Regions from separate parts of the Homo sapiens genome. Here region 1 is linked to region 2. A link is a loop called in an ENCODE intact Hi-C map of the cell type or tissue named here. Cell type or tissue: GM12878. All regions are shown on one strand.

Region 1 (8,000 bases), 76 kb after region 2:
AGTGCAGTGGTATGATCTCAGCTCACGTCAACCTCTGCCTTCTGTGATTCTCAAGTAATTCTCCTGCCTTAGCCTCCTGAGTAGCTGAGACTACAGGTGTGTGCCACTACGCCCAGCTAATTTTTGTATTTTTAGTGGAGACGGGGTTTCACCATGTTGGCCAGGCTGATCTCAAACTCCTGACCTCAGGTGATCTGCCCGCCTCAGCCTCCCAAAATGCTGGGATTACAGGCATGATCCACCATGCCTGGCCTAAATTCTGTATTAAATCTATCAGAGTATCTTCCACATAATAGCAGTTCAGTAAATATTTGCTGAAGAAATCTGGGTAACTAAAAGAATAAAATATAAACCTAGAGATCTTCACCGAAAAGTATTATTGAGATCTAATATGAGCTTATAAATGCATTAGGTCTATTTTGATTGAAGAAGAAATATAAGATGTAACCCAAGCTCTCAGAGTGGTTTCAATTAGTTGAAGAGAGAAGACCACATATATAACAGATATGGGGATTATCTTTTGCACATAACAGGTTCTTAATAAATGATGAAGTATTTGAAATGATTGAGTGAAAATATCTGAAATAATTATAAATGATAACAGCAATTTAAGGCACTGTAAGGTAGGTGTTCTGGGGATAAGAGCCAAAGGGTTGATGTAGTTCACAATGCAGGGCTCAGGCTGATATTTAAGGAATATATAAATTTAAGCCTGTCATTCTCAACTCTGGTTGCACATTACAATAGTGAGTGCCCAGATCCCACCATAAGAAAATCTTATTTAATTGGTCTGAGGTGAAGCCCAGGCATTTATGTGGCATTTATGTGGTATAAAAGCTACAGAGGTGATTCTAATGTTCAGTCAAGGTGAGGATCTCTGGTATAAAATGGTCAGTGAGGACAGAGAAGAAATTCCAGGAAGAGTTAGAGGAAGAGGGATGGTAAAGGGGGATGATTTGTGTATAGGACCTTGAAAGGATGTATAGTGGTTCAAATGGGAGCTGTACTGAAGCTAGTCTAGTTTAATGTTGTGGTAACAAAGTCCCTGACTGGAGTAGCCTAGATAGGGATGGAAGTAATAGACATGTGGCTCTCTTATGTACGTGGGCTTTGATTTTTAGATACACCCAGCTTAAATCTCCTGGGAAAGGTTGCATAATCTCTATAGGCCCTAGATCTCTTATCTCTAAAATGCATAATAATTCTACTTCAAGTAGCTCTCTCATGAGGTGTGGGGACAAAACGACATGCTGAAAGAAAGAGATGAGTTCAAGATGAGTGGGAAAATGGTGATGTTCCCACAGAGGCAAGAAGATGAAAGTGCCTAAAAGGGAACAAAAGCAAGTCACATGCTTCACATATAGTCCTAGAAAAATAAATCATTCAAAAATTTATAAATAAAATACACTGTGGATTAATAAGCCGCTATTTTATAAAACAAATCTCACCTACCTCCCAAAGACTAGTAATACATTTTCCCTCAAAACTGACTCTACTAACTCAAAAATCAAATTAGAGATGTATGAGCCAACTTGGGCAAAATAAGAAATGACCCTCTTGAAAGTTTACTTAGTGTTTTTAAATGTTCCTATTAAGAAGCAGAAGTATGTAAGTCCCGTGAGAAAAAGCCAAATGAAAATAGGAAGTACTGAAAATGAAAGCCACATACGTTTTGTAAGAATTTATCCTTCCAAATTCTTTTGGTATACTTTTTCTACAACAAAATAATTGAAATTGTTAAACTTTCAAATGAATATAATCTACATGGCAGCATATATTAGTGCAGCTATTTTTAAATTGAGTGTAGTGGCTTAGAAACACATTAAATGATAATTAGGCACCCTTTTTGACTTAATACAAATAAAACGAAAAGTAATAAGTGAAGCAGAATGATCTAGGAAGAAGTGTTGATCTATAATTAAATTGGGGTTTTTAAAAATCTGAAGCTCATTAATTTACCAGGCCAACTTTTGAAATGGTCTCTAGGTATCATTGCCCGACTATATTTCTGTTATCTCCATGCATTGTTATGTACTGTCACTCACTTTATTGCCACAGAACTTTGATAAACAGACATGCAATGCCATTTCAAAGTAGAGAAGACAAGCTACAGAGAGGGATTAACTATCCCCTCAAAACATGCCTGGCTAAGCAGTAATAATGACGGGGCTGGAACACAACTTTCTTGAGTCTGATATTATTTCATTGTAGACTATCGTATGCATTTTAGTGGTCACCAACCATTTAAAATCAAATTCAGTAAAAATAATTATTCTATCTTTCTTCTGATTGTTATAACACAAGTGAAACCAAATGCATTCTCTTTATGGAATTTTGTATGACTTGGACTCTGATAAATGTTACTTTATAAAATAAGCAGTAGTTCACGTTTTCAATATGTGCAGAGCTCTAATTTTAGATAGACCCAGCTTAAATATTCTAGACAAGTGGCTTAATCTCTACATGCTTCAGATTTCTTGTCTATAAAATAGATAATAATTTATATTTTATATTTGTGAGGATTTAAGAATACATATAATGTTCTTAATATAAAATAGGCTCAATAAATATTATTTACATAATTTTGATGTTGAAAATAACTATTTCCTATGGCACACATTTACCTATGTAACAAACCTGCACTCCTGCACATATATCCCAGAACTAAAAATAGATAAATAAGTAATGATAAAAGAAAAAAATGCTAAAGTGAATTCTTCACATTGAAAAATGAAACAATGAAATAATATGATTTCATATGAAACCATAGGAAAATATAAAGCTCTCTATAAAAGGTAAATATATATACAAGTATAAGACTGTTATCATAATGATGGTATATAAAACTCTCATAATTCTGCTATAGATTTAGTATAGTGTACTACTAAACTGTACACTTAAAAAGGTATAAAATGTTATATTTGTTTTAGTTCAATTAAAATTTTATAAAATGAAAAAAGAAAACTAATTCATAACATGGATGTATTAATTTATTATTTATTACCAAAATTGCATTTTATAAAGAAAAATAGCAATCTATGTTATAACCAAAGATACTCTGAAAAAAAAATCAGGTTAAAATATGGAAAAATATTTCAAACAAAAATATGTGAAAAAATGAAAAGTACAATAAAAATATCAACATGCGTTTTTATGAAGCTAGACAAGTTTATTTTAAAGTTTATGCAGAAAAATACATACACAAGAATAGGGCCTGGCATGGTGGCTTATGCCTATAATCCCAGCACTTTGCGAGGCCTTGGTGAGAGGACTGCTTGAGCCCAGGAGTTTATGACCAGCCTAGGCAACATTAGTGAGGCCCTGTCTCTACAAAACATTAAAAAAAATAATAATAACCAAGTGTGGTCCCAGTTACTCAGGAGGCTGAGGCAGGAGAATCACTTGAGCCTGGGAGGTCAAGGTTGCAGTGAGCCAGGCAGTGAGCACTCCAGCAGGCTGGGTGACAGAGTGAGGCCCTGTTTCAAAAAAAAAAAAAAAAAAAAAAAAACACTAAAAAGAAAAGCTGTAAGTGGGAACTAGTTATAACAAATGTTAAAACCTAGTATAAATCTTTTATACTTAAATCTTTTTATACTATAAATCTTTTAAACAGTGTGTCACCAGCTCATGATAAAAAGACTGATGAGTGGAACTGAATGGAAATTCTAGAAATAGATCCAGGTACATATTGAACTTGGGTATGTATGTGCATATCTGTACATTTACATCTATTTCCAAGTTCTCTGCCAAACCTGAAAACCCATTTTTGGGGATTTCTCTCCTGCACTGACTTGGTGTTACTGTCCTGGCAGGTGAACCTTGATTTTATTCCATGCTTCTAGTGATAGATTTTACCAGCATTGTTCATTACAACTTTCTGTATTGATGGAAATGTTCTAAAATCCGGGCTGTCCATTAGGGAAGCCACTGTCCATATGTGACTATTGAGCCTTTGAATTAGGCCAATGTGTGACTGAGAAACTTAGTTTTAAATTCTATTTAATTTGAATTAATTTATGTTTAAATAGTCATACAAGGTGTGTGGGGACGCTACTGGATGATCCTGCCCTATACTCTAAGCTCCTCCAGGAGAGGTCCAAGTCTGTTTAGTTCACATCAATGTCTAGTACAGTGCCTGAGGGATGACTAGTCTTTTTATTTCCAATCCGTATTAATTCTATTACATATGTATAGTAGGAGGGCTGGTTGCACCCTGATGTTCAGCTCCAAACCAGAAGATTAAATGCCCCAGTGCTGGATGTAGATGCTTAGAAGAAGCAGAAGCAGCTGCTAAGGGTGGGGCGTGATCAGGGAGGAGAACTGCAGCTTGTAATCGGTATTTCTTGCAAAGGCTTTTCCCTCTGCAAAAGTTCACTCTAATTTACATAAACCTCGGAGTATTGTTTTTAGATAATAGGGAGTAAAAAACAAAAGCAGACATAAATATATTTATCCACCTGCCTCAAGAAAATGATAGCTTTCTTAAAATAGTATTTTCAGCCTTTCTCTGGAGAAATATGTCTTTGAGGAAACATACACTCTCAATGGTTTAAGTAAACACGTCTCAGGAAAGCAGAACATCAGATGGAGGGCTCAACAGCAACAAAAGGAGGAAATCAGAATTTTATAAGAATTTCTGGTAATCTAAAGATTGTTTAAATCAGATCTTCATAGACAATTTTGGGCAAAGTCAAATAAAATGTTAATGCTGGTATAGAGAGAGCAAATGTTCTATGGGGCCATAAATGACTGACTGGACTTTCAGCTTTCCCAGTCCCTCAGCCGAGTAAGGAAAGCTACTCAACTTCTCTGATCATTAGCTCGTTTATCCGCAAAAGAGAATTGTATTGGGTAAGTGTGGTTTGCGGGGATGGAAATGTGGGTCAATGGTCAGCAGAGGTGAATTCCCCTCTACTAGTGTTTCCTGTCACACTATAGCTACCCCAAAGAGGTTGTCGTACAGGGTTAAACAATGTGAGAGCTGGAGAAGGTTCTAGAAATCACCCAATCAAATGAGGAAATCGACTAAAGAGGCAAAGACAAAAGTGATACCAGCAGCAGACTCTAAAAAAAGAACATGGCAAAAGTCACCAGGCTCACACCTGCTCCATGCTCTGGGTCACCATCTTCGAAATCAGGACTCTGCTGAAAGTTCAGAGATGCTAACACTCAAGTGCATATTTCAAGTACAGCTTTCTCACGCTGTGATTTCCATTATTTGTTTTTCTTTAGTTTGTTAAGTGTGTTGCCAGAGTGATGAGATTTCTTTATTCGAGCAAGTGATTACAATCACTTTACATTAAAAAAAAAAAAAGTCTCAACATTATATAGTAGGAAGACCAGCTTTTTGCTCAGTCTTCTACAGTTTTCTCTCTTTCAATGAGGCACTTTGGCGTATCTTAAATTTCAATGAACACAAACAACTTTCAGGGTTTTCTTTCTTTCTTTCTTTCTTTCTTTCTTTCTTTCTTTCTTTCTTTCTTTCTTTCTTTCTTTCTCTCTCTCTCTCTCTCTCTCTCTCTTTCTTTCTTTCTTTCTTTCTTTCTTTCTTTCTTTCTTTCTTTCTTTCTTTCTCTTTCTCTCTCTCTCTTTCGTTCTTTTACTCTGGGTGGCCTCTTTAGCTTCATTGTCTTTTCTCTTCCTGATCATAAGACACAGCATACAGATGTCTGATTGTGACAAAGGACTTGTGAAATTACACATTACAGACAAAGAATAGTTATGTCAGTTATGAAATTTTGTATTTTATAGTACAGTGCAGAAGTGCAATATCAATGTGTAGATCAAATATTTGCTTAAAAGAAAATTCCCTAAAGTCATACAATTTGGAAATTCGTTCAGATTTGAGTATGCTTTTGATTTACTTTACAGCAAGTATAAAATCCATTTTATTTTCTCTCCTGTTTCCTGATTTGGGTACTTAATTTTACATAGGTAAACATCTACAAACCTTTCCTCGTGTCAAGTTAATTTTCTCATATAGAATTTCTTTTTAGCACAGCTACAACTTTATCTAATGAGAAATCATTTTAGGTCTGGTATTCAGATATAATAGAACATAAGAGAAAGACAAAGAACCATAATTTTTGAAATGAGGTAATATAACCTAAATATTATGTGTGTGACATGACAAAGAAAATAATATACAACTGATACTTTACCAAATTTTGGGATATTACCCCATTGTGTCACTCTGGAGACGAACACACAGAACACTCCTAGAAGGCATATGACCTGGGTAGTTTTATCATTATCCATTATTAGAGACTGTAGACCTATAAATATTATTAATGATGTGCTTTCTTTTTCAATGAGTCATCTGCTCTCACTACCCTTTTCTTTAGCTATTATTTCCCCAGTGTTCCTCTTACTTTTTTATTTTTAGGGTCTCTCTCCCTTTCTCACTCACTCATCTCATACCTGTTCCATATTTTATTTATTTATTCATTCATTCATTGTATTCAGAAAGAACTTATATGATGATAAGATTAATATTAATCATAAAGAAAGGAAGATTCTCAGAGAAGACATTCATTCACAGTGCTGAGTTTTTGCCTCTGTTTTTTCTTTTAAGACACTATTTGGACAAATTCCAAAATGAAACCTTCCCTTAACAATAGCTCTTTAAGTGAAGCTATTTTTTAGTTGATTTTCTCCCTTTATAATTTCATGGTTTAGAGCAGTATTTCTGGACACTTAACCTCTCCCTCCTTCTCAACAGGAATCTCTTTCTTTATTGAGAGTAACAAAGCCAGAAGGGAAAGCAGGTGTTCAAAGCTTCAGTGGCCACAACTGGAAAAAAAGAAAGAAAAAAAAACTTCATCCCCAATCTATCTAGAGCATAATCTTTTTAAAAATATGCTTTCCTAAGTATTATACTGTAGGTTTATTCAATTTGCTTAATTGGGAGTGCATACTACCTACAGACTTGCCAGAAAATTTCTGGGACATCCTATTTTTTCTCACTCTTGCTAATGAGAGGGAAGCCCTAGACAGCAAACTCCTATGGCACAGCTCAAGCTCTGACCCAGGGGTAATGGGCCTAACTAGAATAAAGACAAAGGGGCCTCCCAGGGGCTTCATCATTAGTCCTTTATAATCATAGTCTGTAGGAATCCATGGATCAGTAATCATAAGTCCAATTCTGAGACAACTTATTTTTAATAATATGAGCTATTTATAAAACCATAATATGGTATAAATTAAATTATAATACCGTAGGTCCACTACTTTTATTTTCTAAGTGGATGCAAAGTGATCTAAAATGATCTATAGAAATAATTAAACTTTGTAAGGTGGTAAATTAGTGAAATTAACTTGCTAATTATTGTGAGACATTGAAATATTAGCACTCTCCATTCAGATAGAAAAAATATTGGACGAATTAAGTGATGATCTTTTTTCTTATTTTTCTCCTATTTTTTGCTTAATTCTCTAAGAATTCCAAGATCTACATTTTTAAAATCTAGAATAAAGTATTTGATGATTTTCTTTCATTCAAAGTCAGTTCAGTATGCTTCCTTCATCAAGCACAGAATGTTTCTCAAACCAAGTTGCATTTCAGATGTCATTTTAAAAAATAACCTTTCATGTGTTAACATCCTGGGAAAAAAACTAAGTGTTCTCATATATTGTTGTTGGGAGATAAATTGTTGGAATGTCTGTGAAGAGCAATTTGGCAATGTAGATCAAACGGAAAAAGCACATAAAATTTAACCATGAAATTCCACTTCTAGATATTTATTTAGCCTCTACATATACAGGTTTATGTGCACAGTGATGCATATGAAATGATATTTACTTGTGCATTTTTATAATACCAAAAATTAGAAACAACCCAAATGTCATTAATAGAACTTGTAAAATAAGTTTTTCTATGTCCATAGTGTGGAATGACATAGACATATTAAAAAAATAAATAAAACAATAAAAATAAAATGATGCAGCTATTAAAATTATAATACCTAATATTTATTGAGCAGTAATAATTTATTAAATAA
Region 2 (8,000 bases):
AACTTTTTGGGTTTCTTTATCATTTTATTATGTTTCCTTATTTCCCCAAAGTGTTAGTGCTTATAACTTCTACCACATAAGTCTTACATTAAGATTGGGGGCTTAGTTCCAATTATCTGACTCTACGTCTTTGACCAGCTGTTTAGCCCAGGGTACATGTATTAACCTCCCTAAACTTCAGCCTCCTCATTTGTGAGTTGTTGGATGATTAAATGAGGAATATATACAAATCCATTGGCTTAGCATCTAGTATATTGTACGTACCCAATAAGTGTTATTATTAAAGAGTCTGAGAAATTTTCTAAATGCACTGGTCAATATTAGAAGAAGAAACTAACTCCCAAATATATCTGCCTATTAGGCATCATGGCAGCAGAACAAAAACTATGTTAAAATAATTAAATAAATGCAAGGCAAGGGGTGAGAGAAAACACCATCTGGCAGCTCTCAGTGAGTCATTTAGGAGTGAGTTGGAAGATAATGAAGGCCATTGCATTCTGGTCATGGATGGGTCCTTCTGCTTGGCTGGTGTTATAGCCTTTCTCCGAATAAAAATAGCCCATGCATCCTTTACTGCAGCTCAGTAAACACAGATTATGTGAATAAAAATAAAAGAATGCACAACAAAATCTTTGGGGAGATTTGACACAGTTTATTTTGTTTCTTAGTGTACCCGTGAATTTCAGCACAATCAACAGTTTAATCTGAACAGCAAGGAATTTGTTTTTTGGCTGTTTGAAGTAAGTTTTATACTGTTTTTCTAGCAGAACTGACCATATGAAATACTCATCAGAGCCAGGAAAACAATCTTCAGATTTAAAGCTGTATGGTGGCTGGAGTGCAGTACTACACATAGAATCATAACAAAAACTCTGATTTGGGTTTAGCCACTTACTACCTGGGAGGACATTGAGTATTCCCTAAGCCTTAGTTTCTCTTTAACAAAATGATTATGGTAAATAAATCTTGTAATACTTAAATGAGATCAGATGAGAAAGGAGTATAATGTTCTTTTAAAAATGCTTTGTAAATATTAGTTTATTATGAGTAAAGGTAAAATGCTGCTTTTGAAGGACAGTTTCATCTTGTGATTTTAAGATTGAACTTAAAAAAAAAAAAGACTAAACTGACTACCAGTTCCTAGCCAGGCAAAGTTACCTAAATTGGGGGAATTTATTTGGGGAAATAAATTTTGGTGCCTTGGCTTTCTTATCTGTATAACTGAGATGACAGTAATATATGACCTCACAGAGTTTTTGCTGAGATGCAGTGAGATGGTCTGGATCCAACACTTGAGTACAGTTCCTGCCACGGAATGATGATTTGGCTGCTATTGTTATATTTTAATACAAGGGTAAATAGGAGTCTTTCTTTTGTGTTTTGCACTGTTGGCGATTCTGGAATGGTTTACTAATATTTTTACTTTAATCCTGGAGTTATACAGTGATACCTTCTAACACACAGCTGGCACTTTGGAGAGATTACAATGACAAAAAATAAAAGATGGGGACAGACCCTTGAAAAGGGAATGGAAGAATAGTTCTAGGTTTTATTTTGTCTTGTTTTAAAAGATATTTCTATTGCTAAATTAACTTTATTTTTAAAAGCATGGATTAAAGAAGTATTAGTAAACGATAAAAGAAAATGCACAGGTGTGAGGGTTTTGAGCCTGAGCTCATAGTCTCCCCCCTGTCAAACATAACTGTCTATGGACATTGAATAAATCATTTAATATCATTGGCTCCAAAAGAGATGGATAAACAAGATTTGTGCTTCTCAAGCTTGACCACATATTAGAATAACCAGGAGTACTTTTGCAAAACAGTATATCTGGCTCCACCGGGTCCACCTCAGAGCAATTGAATTATAATTTCTCTGGTGAAGAACCAGTCTGCAAGCTCATCAGTTGTTTAGGGTACACAGTGAGGGTTATGGACCACCTGACTGGGTGATCATTAGGGTCTCTTCCAGCTCTGAAATCTTGTATATCTGTACATATCTTTTTACTACAGTCACATACATAAAAAGTACTTCTTAAAATGAAAACATATGTGGCATATTTAGAGAAGGTAAAGGAATTTGATTTAAGCTATTGGCTTCTGGAAATAAGCAAGTGATTTTCTTGAAGCTTATTGTAAACTATCAACCTCTCTTGCCTTAAGCGAGATGTAATGATTATACTTCAACCTACAGGCTGTATATTTGACTCAGCTATCCCCTTTTCAGTTTATCTCTGTTTTTTATGTGAAGAGTTCTGCCATTTTAGTAGCATGGATCTAATGGAGGCAAAATTCTTAATGCGATATTTAAAAACCATAAATAAGGCCTCACTTATGGACTACAGGAAGTGAGAAAATATTTCCAGAGAGGGATTTTCTCACCCACTGATCTTAGCATAAAGCATCAGCCTGAAAAAATGTTTTTTTAAATAGAAATATTCAATGATAAACACCAATAATTTCCATTTATATCATTAAAACGATGGAAGGAACATATGGCTACGATTAGAAGAATGAACGTTAGTTATGAGGCTGCATTTGCAAGAGACATTAATTAGAACTGAGAGTACCTCAAGTACTTGACTCAGGAAACAAATTGGTTTAATAAGCTGCATGGTCTGCAGATGCCCTTCCCTCTTCTTTTTCCGTGATTCCAAATAAAGCAGTTTTATCTGTGCAGAGCTAAGTACACTTGAGGAGTCACATGATTTTGTGCTTCACTTCATTTATGTTTGGAAGCAAGTTGACATGACCCTCATATGGGTAAGGTATCTCTTACAGCAATATACATCCAGGTGAGGGCATAGTCATGTTAAATCAGGATCAGATTTTAAACTTTCTATTCAGAGACTTGCCCTTAAAGAGAACTCCATTCATTTGAATACTACAATTGAGTTGCTGATGTGCTGTCTCAACTCCTGGAGACGCTCTGCTCTGGGGTGTACTTGAGTGGAGGACACTCCACATGCCCTGTCTTGTGCTTGTATCAGCTCCTGCTGCTTCCTTTGATCAGCAGTTGATAAAATCTCCCCTGAGGTTTGTGTAGCTGATGAAAGCCATGTATCTGGGATAAGCCTTTGGAATTTGATTTTTGGCATTATCATAATGTTAATATCCATTAGTACATTTTACAACATAAGCACAAGGCCTTAGATGCAGGGAATTCTCTGGTGAATACCAACTGGGGCAGCTGACATGTGGGTTATGTGGAACCCTCAAAAGCATATACTGTATCACTTTCTTAAGCTAAGAGAGCTGTAATGACTCTCTTGGGACAAATAAACATTTTGTGTGGAATCTCCACTTGCTTAATTGCTAGCCTTGAGTTTTAGAGTCCTTGCTACCCTAAGTAAACTTATTTTAATAAAAGTAAACATTTTCAGCTGTTTTTGGCTCTTGGTGAGGAGGCAAAGGTCAAATGGGAATTGAGGAAGAGCTTGATCACTCAGTAAGGCAACATTTGAAGAGTGAAATAGAAAGGTGGGATATGTAGAGAAGAAGACCAGGGTAAAAGCAAGGTTCTGGAGACAGGCTTCCTGGCTTTTAGCTTACTGCTTGCTTGCTGTAAATCTCAAGGAAGCTACTAAACTCTCTGTGCCTCAGTTTCCTCATCTATAAAATGGGTTTAATGACCAAATGAGTTAATACTTGTGATTAGCATAGTGCCTGCACATCAGAAGCAGTCAATAAGTGTTACTGTTCATAAGCAGAGCCCTGTGCTCGTAGTACCTTTACTATCAAGTGGCTATCTTTCTTTAGAACCAGGTCAATTTTATGAGCCTAATTTAAGATTCTTTTACTTTCCTGAGGCTGGTGCCAAATGGTTTTGTGATGCTAGAGGAGTGTGAACCTCAAATACCAAACCGTCCTTGCTTATAAAGTGTAGAATAATTTAATGCCGCTTATAGGTATGTTGGAGAAAAAAATAAGGACACCCTTGTAAATATTTTCAGCTCCACTGGGTGCAGCAGAATCAGAAGGTGGTATGTATAATAATTCAGCTTATCAGTCAAAACTTCAAAAAAAAATTAACTCCATGACGTGGGACATTTTCTAGTAGATAAATCTTTTACTGTTTAGATCTCCGAATCACAATAAGAAATGCTATTGAAGTATAACTGATTCCCAGATTGTGTCAATACAAGTATTTAGTTTCCGCCATTTATTAAAAACAAAACAAAAACTCGTTCACTTATTTATTTTTAATATACCCCACGTAGTTCCAGAAAGTATTTAATGCCACTGAAAAGCACTTGTTGAATAGGTTCAGAAAACAGGAGTTAGATACTTTTATCATCTTGTGGCTTTCAATATCACCACTTGATAGAAGTCAATAATAGTCTTCTTCCAAGTTACACTTAAACACAGATCTTTGACTGCCACATGTATTACTCATTAAAATCCAATAGAAACAAAATAAAAAACTGTCTAGGCCACTTGTTAGGGAGTTCAGGATTCAATATCCATATTATTTATTATTATATTATGAATGAACTATACATTGATACCACAGTGGTCATGTTATCATAGTTCTTGACACTTCTTGGAAGGCCCTTCTTTCTGACCCCACCCAATCTTCAGTTCCTCTAATGTGTTTGTGGTTACTTTTCTTATAGCCTAATTGGGTCCTAAAGTAAGAAATGAATGTGTGGTGGTCAGGGAGTTGTTTCCTTTGACACATACTAGGACTTTAGTAAGTGGTGGTGGTGGTGGTGGTCAATGTTCCTTTCATACAGAACATAATAAGCTTGAAGAAAATTGAAGGAGCCCAGGGAGCCTGGGGTATAGTGCTACCATTCAACTAACTGTAAGAACTTGGTCAAGATGCTTGATTCCCTTCAAACTCAGCTCTTAATCTACAAAATGAAGCGAATGAGCTAGTTCCATATTCTCCTTTCTAACTTGCAATTATCTTAAGATACTAGGCATCAGCATAATTGTAGACCTTTTAGCAGTTACAGTATGACCTAAAAAATTTCTTAAAATTGTGTTTAGTTTGCACGTATAACACAAAACCAAAATATTGAGGTTGTAATATATACAGATACCTGACACAGATAATCAAAGCTTTTCATTCTTTTATATCATTTTACTGTCATATTATTATGTGTCCCTTGGCTTCTACCATTTTATTATTCTTGGAGGGAGGTTTATCTATGTATTTATTTACTGCATGAAATGCAGACATATAATTGAGAAGGAATATATTCTTGTCAGGCAAGTTGCTAACATTAACATAAATTAATTCAAGAAATATTTATTCAGTCATCTAGTAAATAGGAATAAAACAATGAATAACACATGGGGCTTGCCCCAAGAAGCTTATGGTCTAATGGGAGTACTGAAAAGTAAATAGATAATTATAGAACTGTGTGACACAGATGATGACTGGGGAACGAGCAGAGTGCAAGATGAACACAAGTGGAGACCTAATCCAACTGGGGAGATCAACACAGACTCCGCAGAAGACATGGTATCTAAGCAGATGACAACTGGGGTTATTTGGAATATAGGATTATTTCAGGCAGGATAAGCAGCTCATGCAAGAGCCTGGAGGTGTGAGAGAATCATGCTTTTCCAGGAACTGAAAATAACTCACCATATGTATTGAGCAGGAGAGGAAAGGACATAGCAGTATGAAAAGGTGAGGATTTAGAGGTACACAAGGAGTTTGGGTTTCATCCTGAGGACAATGAGGAGACACTGGAGGGTTTTCATAAGAAGGGTAACATACAATATTAACATTTAAGAACAAACAAAAAATGCAAGGGTGTGGCAAATGTTATGGAGTAGAGCAGAGCTGGAGACAAGGTGATCAGTCAGAGCACTGTAACAATTAGATAGGCTAGAAGGGATAATGGGCTAAATCAAAGTAGAGGCAACAGGGAAAGAGAAAAGAAGACAGATTCGGGAAATATTAAGGAGACAGAATCAATAGGATTTGATGATTGGTTCATTCAAAAATATGTGTTGGGGCCGGGAGTGGTGGCTCACACCTGTAATCCCAGCACTTTGGGAGGCTGAGGAGGGTGGATCACAAGGTCAGGAGTTTGAGACCAGCCTGGCCAATATGGTGAAACCCCACCTCTACTAAAATCACAAAAATTAGCCGGGCGCGGTAGCAGGCGCTTATAGTCCCAGCTACTCTGGAGGCTGAGGGAAGAGAATCGCTTGAATCCAGGAGGATTCACACCACTGCACTCCAGCCTTTGTGACAGAGGGAGATGCCATCTCAAAAAAAAAAAAAGTGTTGGATTTCTGTTTCTGGTCATTATGTGGTAGCTGGTATTGGACATATGCTCCCACTGTAAATAACTATGAGGTCTGGACCAACTATTTAAAACACTATTTGTAGGCACTGGATAGCAGCTCAGTGCTGAGCTACAATCCTTGCAAAAAGGAAACATATAAGGTAAGCTACAGATTCACACAAAGTTTCTCTCATAGAGCATTTCTCAGGCCATAGTGTAGGGAGATAGACCCCAGTAGAGAGCATCAGTTTTGCCAAATGAAGGATATAGAGATCAAGCTGTAGGATATAGCATGTGGCTACTAAGTTGGCTGAGATTTGGGACAAGAGCATCAAAAATAGGAAGCTGCAGAGAAAAAATCCAAATAAACGGAAATCTAAGTGAAAATTCGTCTTAGGTATTTGGCTGACTCCTGGACTATGCAAGCACAAGAAGAGATTTCAGAAGGTTTGGAAGAGAGTCTCTTCTGAGAGGCTGAGGGCTAAGAAGACTGCCCTGTGCAGGAAAGATGTTGGAGTGCAAGCCCATCTGGAATGGAGAGACCTCGATGAAACACATAGGCAATTAATTAGATCCCAGAAAGGCCACACTGTGCAAGTAAGTGCTATGTCTTAAGAGTAAAAACTAGAATGGGCCACCCTAACAAAGCCTAAAACCAAGACTTAACAAGATAAGGTAAATTTTTAGTAATTTAACTGCTTGCTGTAATAAAACTCAACCTTCTTTAGAATAAGACAACATAATGTAGTGCTTCTACAATGTTTGTCTATAATGTTCACTATTCAACAAAAAGTTATCACACACTTGAAGAAGGAACAGTATCTGATAATCAAGTGATTAAAACTGTCAATAAAAGCAAACCTAGAGACAGCGCTAACAAGAATTTCCTATATGTAGAGCATTTCCTATGTGCAGATACTGTTTTAGCTGTCAACAAGGCAGAAAAATATCCCTGAGCTCACTGAGCTTATCTTCTTGAAAGAGAAAACAATGTATAAGATAAATAAGTAAAGTATTTGATATATTAGATGGTAGAAAATGTCATAGAGAAAGAGAAAGTACAGAAACAACATAGGGAATGTTAAGAGGGTGGGATTTTAATAGAGGACCAGGGAAAGACTAAATGTGTGGGGCTAATGAAGGGCAAAATGAAAAGATGACATCCATGGTTTGAGCTTGTGCCTTTATACTGCTTTGAGACAGGCAATTTAAAAGGCGGAGGAGGCTTACTTTTTAAAGGATGATATTCAGAAAATGTTTACTGTGAGGTGCCTATGAGACTTTAATTGGAATTTCATAATAAGCAATTAGACACATTAATTTGGAGAGAAGAAGATATCTATTCTAGGGATGTTAATTTGGAAGTGATCAACATATGGTAAAAATTTTAACAGTACAAGAAGGGAAAACTCTGAAGTGCTTCAGGATTTAAAATACAGACCTGAGATATAGAAATAATAAGTGATAAATAACTGGATAGATGGAATAATGCAATAGAATATGTCATCATAATAGTCAAGTGTTTTAGCAAGAGGAAGTGGTCAGCAATTCCAAATATTGAGAAATCAAATGAGCACTAAAATCTTTTCTTGGATTAGTAAACAAAAAACTTGGTAAAAATTATTCTGATTACAGTATGGGGCAGAATTCAGATTGTACTGAGATGAAGAGAAAATAAGATGTAATTCTGATAAGATATTGACAATGGTAAATGTGGCCATAAGGGGCAGTATTTGAGAGCGTTTTCAGG

The links. A loop is a pair of places that touch in the nucleus more often than their neighbours do. Peaks named below come from ENCODE experiments on the same cell type or tissue, not always from the same donor. Only the 100,000 strongest peaks of a DNase experiment are listed, where the experiment ranks them.
Region 1: it touches region 2 in a loop (5-fold over the local background); 4 of 110 quality-filtered maps call a loop at or near these places.

Annotation. Positions count from the first base shown.
Region 1 is chr2:181,307,747-181,315,746 of GRCh38, forward strand. All of the region lies in intron 3 of LINC01934 (long intergenic non-protein coding RNA 1934), which reads left to right. Among named protein-coding and RNA genes, the nearest start is that of MIR4437, 6.1 kb to the left of the region's middle. RefSeq lists a silencer at 2,002-2,202 and an enhancer at 5,122-5,171. In GM12878, no CTCF peak of the experiment used is centred here; DNase peaks (open chromatin) are centred at 1,229 and 4,995; H3K4me3 peaks cover 1,351 bases; H3K27ac peaks cover 7,701 bases.
Region 2 is chr2:181,231,604-181,239,603 of GRCh38, forward strand. All of the region lies in intron 2 of LINC01934 (long intergenic non-protein coding RNA 1934), which reads left to right. Among named protein-coding and RNA genes, the nearest start is that of MIR4437, 70 kb to the right of the region's middle. In GM12878, no CTCF peak of the experiment used is centred here; a DNase peak (open chromatin) is centred at 4,658.